2 separate regions of the Homo sapiens genome follow, and region 2 is linked to region 1. Evidence: read pairs that join two places in POLR2A ChIA-PET (ENCODE). Cell type or tissue: PC-9. All regions are shown on one strand. Region 1 overlaps MARCHF4 (membrane associated ring-CH-type finger 4). Region 2 has its middle 36 kb from the start of LINC01963.

Region 1 (5,000 bases):
ATAAATTCTAGATGGATTTAGCATGCAATGACTTTTAACAAATGTCTTTTGTACATCTACTGTGTACCAGTTGCTAGGTTAGGTTCTTAAAATGAAAAACAGATATGGTTTCTGCCCTCCATAGAGTTTACAATCTAATTAGGGGTGCATATATTAAATAAGTAGACAAATGATGTAACTACTTTTTTTTTTTTTTTTTGAGACAGTCTCACTCCACTGCCCAGGCTGGAGTGCAGTGGTGCAATCTCAGCTAACTGCAACCTCTGCCTCTAGGGTTCAAGCAATTCTCCCACTGCAGTCTCCTGAGTAGCTGGGATTACAGGCACACGCCACCACGCCCAGCTAATTTTTGTATTTTTGTAGAGATGGGTTTTCACCATGTTAGCCAGGCTGGTCCTGAACTCCTGGCCTTAAGTGATCCACCTGCCTCAGCCTCCCAAAGTGCTGGGGTTACAGGCAAGAGCCACCGTGCTTGGCCTGTAACTACAATTATTGATAAAAGTTAAAAAGGAAAATAATAGGATGCTAAAAGAAAGAAGACCAGGGTTAGGGAAACCTCCTTTAGGTTATGTAACCAGGAAAGACTTCTCTAAGCAGATGGTATTTAATTTGAGATTTGAGGAATAAGAAGGAGCCACTCGGTTGAAGAGCAAAGGAAGATCATTCCAGGCAGAGAGGGCAAGTGGTAAGAAGAGCATGAGAGGTGACAGAGCTAGAAAGAAAACACAGATAAATATTTTTACAACCATGGAACAGAGAAGCCCTTTCTAAATGTGACTCCAAAAAAAGCTGGAACCACAGTAGTCAGACGACATCAGAATTTTTAAATTCTTCATGGCAGAGACCACATAAAGCTAAAGACAAATGGTAAACTGGTAAAAATCATTATAACTTGAATGTCAATATATTATTGTCCTTACTAGATTGAAAGTACTTAAAACTAAATATCAGAAAATTTAATACTCCCAAAGAAGGGGAAAAAGGTCAAGCAAATTCACAAAACAAGAAACACAAATAATCAATAAATATTGGAAATCTTCTTTAGTAAATAGAGACATAAACCTTAGAACAATAATGACATGCTATTGTTTACTCCTGATAGTGGCAGAGATTTAAAAGAATGGTAATTCACAGAATCAAGGAGAGTATGGAGAAGCAAGTATTCTATTCTCTGCTAGTCGGTGGGAATGTGCATTGGTATAACCCTTTCTAGAAAACAGAGAGTAAAGGCTTTAAAAATACACATATTCTTCAACTCAGCAAGTCTGCTGCTAGGAATTTGTTGTAAGGAAGCACCCTCAGTTCTGCAGAAAAATTTAACTATCAGGATGTTCATTATACTATATTCTATTATGATTTAAAATCAGAGACAACCTCAGGAGACTATATTCATACAATGGAATACAGTGAAGTTATTAAGAAGAATTTTGTTAAATTTATATTTTACTGACATGAAAATGCCTTCAAGATGTTGAGTAGAAAAGTGCAGCTTACAAAACAGCACTTTCAATGGGACTGTATTTCGTTTTAAAATACCATATATATGCATAGAAATGTCCGTAAAATGTTAACAATGGATTTCTCTAAGCGATGAGATTACATGTAACTTTTACTTTTTATATCTTTATATTTTATATGACCTTTTTAGAATGAGTGTGCATTACCGTTTATACTAAGAAAAAATTAAGCTGTTTTCTTACTGAGATGGGTAAAAAGTGAGTCATCCCAGTCGCCTTAGGCCAGAAGGAACTGGAAGAGGATCCCATCTATTTCGCTTCCTGGGAGCAGGTCTGTCTGATCTGCATCACTGGAGCCCTCCAGAGCAGGGCTAATCCCTAAGGGAGGCGACATCCTCCATCAGGGTCTTTCTATCCCTGGTTTAGACACAGTCACCATCCACATAAGCCCTCTGCTCAATGTTTTCTCTTTTCCCAGGGAAACAAAGCCCTTTGCTGCTCTGATTCATCGCCTGGTTGGAGGCCGAGTCACCACAGCTCAGACGCAGGTGTCTGGGGGTGACACAGCGCGACACTGCGCCTCCGGAATAAGGGCAGTCCTTCCGCCTTCGAGGCTGTGAAATGTCAGGCATGATTAGAAAGGTCACTTGTCCTGATAGCTCTCTGTGCTTCCCGGAGAGCAGCCTTCCTGCTGAGAACATTCTTAATTGTGCTTCCTGCTGTGGGGTCCCTGCCTGCTCACGCCCCTTTCTAAAACGGAGGCCCTATCTTCCTCCTAGTCCCTCTTGAACATGTGGGAAAATTGCTGAGGACTGCAAAATCTTGCAAAAACAGGGCAGCTCTCTGATTCAAGGAAAGAGATGAAAGGCAAATTTCTAGAACGGGGTATTGCATAGTGGAAGAAGGAAATTTCATTCTTGAAGAAATGAAATAGGTCCACAGTCCTGGGAAATGGGGGGCGGGAGAGGGGTGCGGGGACAGGGTCAGAAGAACTGAGGCACAAAAAAATAGATACACCCCCAAATCCCAAAATTATACCAGTAGAGCCAGGAACTAAGAGTAGTGTCAAGGTACTAAGTAAAAACTGAACACTGAGACAGAAGTTCCTAAATTGCTATGTACTTCTTGCCCCACCCCCAGAACTTCTGATTCTGCAGGTCCAAGGTGTTGTCCAGAAATCTGCATTTTGAAAAAGGTACCCCAGGTCATTGAGAAGCAGGTGATCTGTGCACTTTACTTTGAGAATCCTGGCATAAGGGATGAGGAGAGACTAGTCACTGGGCACATCAGAGGACTCCAAGGGGGAATTCCTTACATTTTGCTCAACAGGAGTGGCTACGGACGTCTGAGTAATCTAAGCATGACCAGCATGGGATGAGGTGGGAGAGGGGGACTGCCTGCAAGGGAGGGAAAGGATGAGCACTCTCCAACCTTCTCCAACCTTCTAACCTCTTCAGCCCAAGCTGGTCTGGAAGGGGCTTCTGAACCTGTCAAGTCCAAGCCTGATATGAGTGCCCCCACCCCCCAAAGCCATACTCTTTCATTGGCGTCTTTATAGAGGACCTGCTCTCCAGTGATACATTGCTGGACAATTATCTTATGGCAGAGCCATTGGTTGGTAGTGTTATTTTCTTATCTCATAGAAGTTTCTGGGGTAATGGGAATATTTTTATGTGTATTTAGCTTTTATCATATCTTGTCAGGGAAATGCAGCAGGAAGGTTGGGCTCTAAAACATTAAATCCAACTAAACCCCCTCTCCTCCCATGAGGAGCCAATTTGGGTGCCCACATGCAACATCAGCTTCCTAATCCTTTTTTGTTTTTTTTTAGAAACAGGGTCTCACTCTGTCGCCCAGGCTGGAGTGCAGTGGTGTGATCTTGGCTCACTGCAACCTTCCACCTCCTGGGTTCAAGTGATCTCATGTCTCAGCCTCTCAAGTAGCTGAGATTACAGGTACAAGCCACAACGCCTGGCTAATTTTTGTATTTTTAGTAGAGATGGGGTTTCGCCATGTTGGCCACACTGGTCTCGAACTCCTGACCTCAAGTGATCCACCCCCCTTGGCCTCCCAAAGTGCTGGGATTACAGGCATGAGCCACCATGCCCAGCCCCTAATCCTTTTAAAGCAAGCTTTTTTTACACCTCTCTATAAGCGGGTAAAGTAGAGAAAGCATATGACCGGGTCGTGTGGTGATGGCGTGAAGGATATGAATGGAAGAGTAAACAGTGGACACATTGACTATCAGAGAATTCTGCAATTCCAGGACAGTTTGTGCTGATGGAGGACAATAGAAAGATCTCAGCCATTGTGCCAGCTGTCTGACACTGAGAAGGTAAAGGGAGTAGGTGTGAAGATTACTAGGAAAACAAGAGTTCTTCCAAGCAAATGCAACCAGCGCTTCCGAGGCTGATCTTAGATACAAGCTGTGGAAATGAAAGCATGTTGCTCATTGCAGAATCTTTCCTTCTTACAGCAGGAAGCTCGATTCAAGTCACCAGCAGAAAACAGAGTTGCCTTCATGTCTTTACTCTCAAGGTTCTGCAGGTTAGTGCCTCGATCTAAGTTTTCCTTACCTTGGCACAGGTCATCCTTAAATGAATGTTACAGCAAGGGAAGCAGGCAGTTCCTCACCACCTCTGTTGAGCAAAATGTAAGGGAAAGGGAGCCGAAGCAGAAAGCATCCTTAAGCGGGCAAACGAACGCCCCTCCCAGGCCAGCCAACTGCTGTAGGGGACGGGGATGTAGCAGTGAACAAATCAAACAAAGCCCTTGCTCTCAGGGGACTCATTCCAGCAGGACAAGATAGACTTTAATAAACAGGTAATTTCAAAATATATATGGGAGGGGGTCATAAGTGCTATGAAGATAATTAAATCTCAATAAAGGGATGGAGAGCAATGGAAAGTACCAGAGGGGTTCAGGGAAAGCCTTAGGTGATGAAATTTGAGCAGAGACTGGAAGGAAGTGAGGGAGTGAACTGTGTGAATATCAGAGGGAAGACCAGACAGGGAGGAGGGCAAGTTCACAGGCCCTGAGGTAGGAGCAGGCTGATGTGAGAAAAGAGGCTGCCGTGAATGAGAATGGCAGGAAATGAAATCAGAGAGGTGCCAGGGGCTCCACTGCCCAGGGCCTTGCTGTCATGATGGGACTTTGGGTTAACACACAGAAAGCGCTTACAGCTAAAGAGATTTTCCTCACCCCCAAACTTTAATGATGTGACTAAGAAAAAATCATCAAAGCTACTTCTTTAGGGGATTTTAAAGACACAGATTTCAGAAAAGGGACACACAAAAATGAAAGCAGTCTATGTAGGGGAGGTAGGATTATGGATTTTCTTTTCTTTTTTCAAAAAAGAAAAGAATTTGTGATTGCTGAAATAATTCTGGAATATGAAATATATTTACCTTAAAACAAATCTACCTGCCGGGTGCGGTGGCTCACATCTGTAATGCCGGCACTTTGCGGGGCTGAGGCAGGCGGATCACTTGAGGTCAGGAGTTCAAAACCAGCCTGGCCAACACGGTGAAACCCTGTTTCTAC
Region 2 (5,000 bases), 64 kb before region 1:
TTTATATGCTATGGTAATGATACAACTTTCCTATTACTCTGTTGAACAATAAAAAATGATAATAGCAATTATTTATTTACTGCCTACTTTATATGCATTATCTCTGATATTACAAAGGTCTTCAGAGGCCAATTATCTTTATTTTAAAGATGAGGAAACCACAGACCAAAAAAGCTAAGATACTTGCCCATGTTCACAAGGGATTCTGACCTGGTTCTGACTGCTTCCATAGGTCCCCATTTTTAAAGTCAGACACCCATGGTAGCTTATTTAATCCAGGAAAAACAATAATAGTAGCAGTAAGGTGGCACATGTTGGGGGGCTGTATCATGGGCAATACCAGGGGTAATGGAGAACCCCTTTGACTGTGGCCAGTGGATCAAGGTCTTGCACTGTGCTTTGCCTCATATCTTCCATTCTGAATCCTGGTGTCCTGAAGCCCTCATAATTGGATCCTGCCCCTTCCTAAGCCCTTAGATCAGAGTTCTGATGAGAGATCTACCTATTTTTCACTTTAGGTCCCTTCTTTGTCTCCCCAGTGTAATCTAAAGAAATGTTTTAAGAGAACACTCTCTGCGTGTGTGTCTGTGCATATTGTCTTTCTATTTTATCATTTGATAACTGAACAGATTCACAAAGAGAATTAAGGGAGGCAAGGTGTGTAGTGGATTATGCCTGTAATCCCAGCACTTTGGGAGGCCGAAGCAGGTGGATCACCTGAGATCAGGAGTTCCAGACCAGCCTGGGCAACACGGACAAACCCCATCTCTACTAAAAATACAAAAATTAGCCAGGTGTGATGTCGTGTGCCTGTTGTCCCAGCTACTTGGGAGGCTGAGGCACAAGAATCACTTGAACCCGGGAGGTGGAGGTTGCAGTTAGCTGAGATCACACCACTGCACTCCAGCCTGGGCAACAGAGCAAGACTTTCACGAAAAAAAGAAAGAAAGAAAGAAAGAATTAAAGGAGAATAACAGTTGTGAATGCTGCCAGGAAGCCACCTTGAGCCCTACTCAATAGTAAAGGGAGGCAACCTGTTACAGTCTTTGGTCTCCCAACCAATGCACCATGGATTTAACACAAAGTTTTGTCATGGGGATATAAGGAAAGCTTTGTATTCATAATTTGAAAAAATTTTGGTTACAAGTGATATGCATGCAGCTCAGACTAATATAAGCAAAATGAAATTGATTGCCTAATGTCCTGGGAAATCTAGTGGAGAAGCTGGCTTAGTCATGAGTGGGTCCAGGAGAGGCAGGACCATCTCTCTCTTGCTCTTTGCTTTGTTTGTCTCCATGTCTTGACCACATTCAGAAGGTAGATGCTTTCTTGGTGGCAGAAGATGGGATCTTTTATTTTCCCTGACACACAGATGTGCAGCTAGCAACCCTAGTGGAGGGAAACTGTGTCTCCCACTAGCCCTGATGGATAAGTCCCAGGGAGGACAACGTCTTTTTTTTTTTTTTTTTGAGGCGGAGTATCGCTCTGTCGCCCAGGCTGAAGTGCAGTAGTGCAATCTCGGTTCACTGCAAGCTCCACCTCCCTGGTTCACGCTATTCTTCCGCCTCAGCCTCCCCAGTAGCTGGGACTACAGGCGCCCGCCAGGCTATTTTTTTTTTTTTTTTTTTTTTGAGTAGAGACGAGCTTTCACCTTGTTAGCCAAGATGGTCTCCATCTCTTGACCTCATGATCTGCCTGCCTCAGCCTCCCAAAGTACTGGGATTACAGGCGAGAGCCACCGCGCCCGGCCTCACACACCAATTTCTGAATCAACCCCTGTGGACACAGAAATAAGAGACGTTTGACTATCCAGCCTGGATCACAGTCTCATTTCTATGGCTACAGTGGTTTTAGTGGTTCAGCCCTACCAAAACCATATGGCATGAGTTTCCCATAGGAAAGAGGGTGGGTCACTGTGTGCTGAATAGACAAAAGCAACAGTGTCCACTGAAATGATTTGAGGAGCGATGGACAACGTGAGCTAATGTCTCAGCCTTGAGGCTTTTGAGGCTGGGACTAGGACTTACAATAAAGTCACCATAATTCAGCAGACAGGTGTATCCTCTCAGCATGCTCAGGGCAGTGGCAGCTCTACGATTTCTGCATTTCTTCTTGGAAGAGGGATAGCAGCCTGTGTTGGAGGGTGCAGAGGGTTCCCCTCTCAACAAGTCACCCTTTGGAAGGATCACTGCCTGGGACATAAGAGCTGGTATCCCAACTCTAACCTGTGGAAAAAGGGGCTGCTCCAGCCACGTAACATTACCAAGCTTAGAGGGCCTGATACAGACAGGCCTCTTCCTGCCCCTCTCCATCTATTGCCTGGGAGTCGTGATCCTCCAGGAGAAAACCAACAGGCTGCTCAGTCAACAGGCCTTGACTCCATGTCACCTTTTGGAGAATGCATTTGTTACTCTCTGTGCTTATGTCTTTCTGTGTGTGTACCCGTGTGTCAAATGCAGATACATGGCTGTGGTCCTCCTGGCTAAAAGAACACCATACAATTGTCCACCTGCCCGCTGATGATTGAAAGTCCACCACTTATGGGATTACTCCCCTTGCTTAAGAATTACCTCCTCTTAAAAATGCAAATTTCCCAGAAGAGAAAATACTGTTCGCTTGCTTATTTATGGTTAATAAGCATAAGCTTGCCAAGCTCTTTCATGAGAAATATTTTTTATGAAAAATGCTGAGCTTCGTAACAGAGTCTAATAAATAGGCAGCGGGGTTTTTGAAGGTGGTTTTATCTAATTTACATTTGAGGTACCCAACTGGCAAGAACTTCCATATTGCAGTTTCTCACCACAGGTTCTTATATGAATAAACTTCTAGTTACCTCTGACTTCCTGATAAAACTAAATTATACACAACTGTAAGTGATACTATTTAAGATGGAATGGAAAATCAAGGAGGAGGAATCATGTCCAACATTTGGGTTTAACACAGGGTTGAAATAAAGAAATAGCTCTAAGACAGAAAACGGAAACCCGGAGTTCAGGAGTCTGGATTTCGGAGTAGGAGGCAACCAGGAAAAATTTTAGGGTCTGAATTATTAGAAAAACTGCTGAAGGTATCAATCTTCCCACAGAAGGAGGGATGGAGAGGTTGGAGCTGACCTTAGCGGACATTGAAGGACATGTGACATACAGACATCTCGGTTACATCTGGCTGATGGGGGCCTCATACACTTCCTTCTTTGCCTCTTGAATCAGATAAACCTTTTAAATGCATTTCCACTTTGCTGAGAGGCAGTAAAACGCAGAGGTTAGCAGCCCAATGTATGGCCTCAGACAGCTGAGGTATAGATTCCCGTGCCACCGTCTATAGCTGTATGACCTTAGGCATCGTGCTTAACCTTTCAGGCCTCAGTTTCCTCCCCTGAAAAATGGGAATAACAGTAGTTTCCAACTTATGGGGTTGGAAAAACCCAACCACCTTGGACAAATAATTAATAAATAATAAAATAAAATAAATCCACCTCTGTATTATTAGATGCAGAGCCCAAGCATTCTACTTTTTCATTTAGTGGATTGTCCCCTCTCTGTGGGAGAGGGCCCCTCAGACCCATGGGCACCTTGGAGGTGTTCTATGCCAAGGTGCCAACAGCATCCGGCACGGTGCTTTCCTTGCTGGGCTGGACTTCAGAAAATGGCAGAGCGCCAGACTTTGGCCAATGCCAAGGGCACTGAGGTTGCTGTGTTTAGGACTTTTCCTTCTCGAAAGGTATGACAGCATGGGCACCGGGTGAGCCTGCTTCTCTTTTCATCCATAACCCTAAACCCTCCTGAGCCACGGCTCCTCCTCCTCCCTAAACATCTACTGAGCCCGTGGGCTGGACCTGAGCACGATGGGGAGACGTTTTGGTACGTGTTATGGGTAACACACTTAAAGAAGAGGGACTCACCTCGACCAACTGTGGTTGGGAGCCAGGAGGATATTGAATGCTGCAGTCCTCAACTGGTTGGCTTGGGCAGGAAGAAAGCCAGTGGATTCTCAGCGCTGTGATGGGCTGTGTGAGGAGTAGATGTGGGAGGAGGGAGGACCCATGATGGGGGCCCATGGTGGGATGAGTAGGTACTGAGCTAGCCCACTGACCACCAGCCAAGGCAGCCCAGACCCTGAACGAGGCCAGTTCCTCACACTTGGAGTCATTCCGGAGTTTCACTCTACTGTCCACAGCACCCCAAGGATTGCCTAGTTTCCATATTCTATTCTACCAATAAGGGGGGTGAGAAAGTGTGGGGAGAAGGTTTTGGGACTACTGCATCAATGCTGTGGCAGGATAATTTGAGGAAAGGTAGCGAGGAACAATACAATATGCGTTTTTCCTCCCACCCCCGCTGCCCTCTCACCTCCACAATACAAGAAATTCTGCTTACGAACACACAATTATCCTTAGAAATTGGTTATGGTCCTATCAAACCATGCCCCTACCCTCTGCCATACATCCGGATCTCACAGGCAAAACAAATAACAGTTATCTCATAGAGACTAAAACAATTCTATGATTTTGGAGTTTCTATGTTCTAAGATGGTGACACCTGATTTTCCTGAGAGGTAGGGACAAGACCTCATATTTGTGGGGTTCTCCTAAATGCTGTGGACTGTGACTAGAACCCCCAACCTGCCACTCCACACCACTCATTTGGAACCAGTGCCAAAAGTCTAATATCCAAAGAGGATAATTTTTTATTTTTATTTTTTAATTGGGAGGAGAGGCCTCTGTGAACCTATATGAATCTTGGCTCTTTCCCCATAAAAATATGATTGAACTATTCCTATTGCCCTTTCAGAATTCCATTGTTCTCAAATATAACCAACCCGCTATTATATAGGCTTCATTCAACCATGATATTATCTGGATATAACAGCAAGAATTGTCATGTAAACTCAGCTTTTTTTTCTGTAGGGGACATAAATCATTTATTTGTATTTACCCCAATCTCCAAAGCTTTCCTGTAGATCTCTCACATTCTAATCTCCCTGGTTGACCTGATCCAGAT

What was found. Peaks named below come from ENCODE experiments on the same cell type or tissue, not always from the same donor. Only the 100,000 strongest peaks of a DNase experiment are listed, where the experiment ranks them.
Region 2: POLR2A ChIA-PET joins it to region 1 with 6 read pairs; 2 of 35 experiments call an interaction of 5 or more read pairs at or near these places.

What each region holds. Positions count from the first base shown.
Region 1 is chr2:216,314,145-216,319,144 of GRCh38, forward strand. All of the region lies in intron 1 of MARCHF4 (membrane associated ring-CH-type finger 4), which reads right to left. MARCHF4-AS1 (MARCHF4 antisense RNA 1) reads left to right here. Exons shown (of 3, transcript XR_001739877.2): 2 at 3,934-4,004. Among named protein-coding and RNA genes, the nearest start is that of MARCHF4-AS1, 13 kb to the left of the region's middle. RefSeq lists enhancers at 1,344-2,543, 4,564-5,000. In PC-9, no CTCF peak of the experiment used is centred here; a DNase peak (open chromatin) is centred at 2,017; H3K4me3 peaks cover 1,740 bases; H3K27ac peaks cover 3,194 bases.
Region 2 is chr2:216,250,277-216,255,276 of GRCh38, forward strand. No RefSeq gene overlaps it. Among named protein-coding and RNA genes, the nearest start is that of LINC01963, 36 kb to the left of the region's middle. In PC-9, no CTCF peak of the experiment used is centred here; no DNase peak of the experiment used is centred here.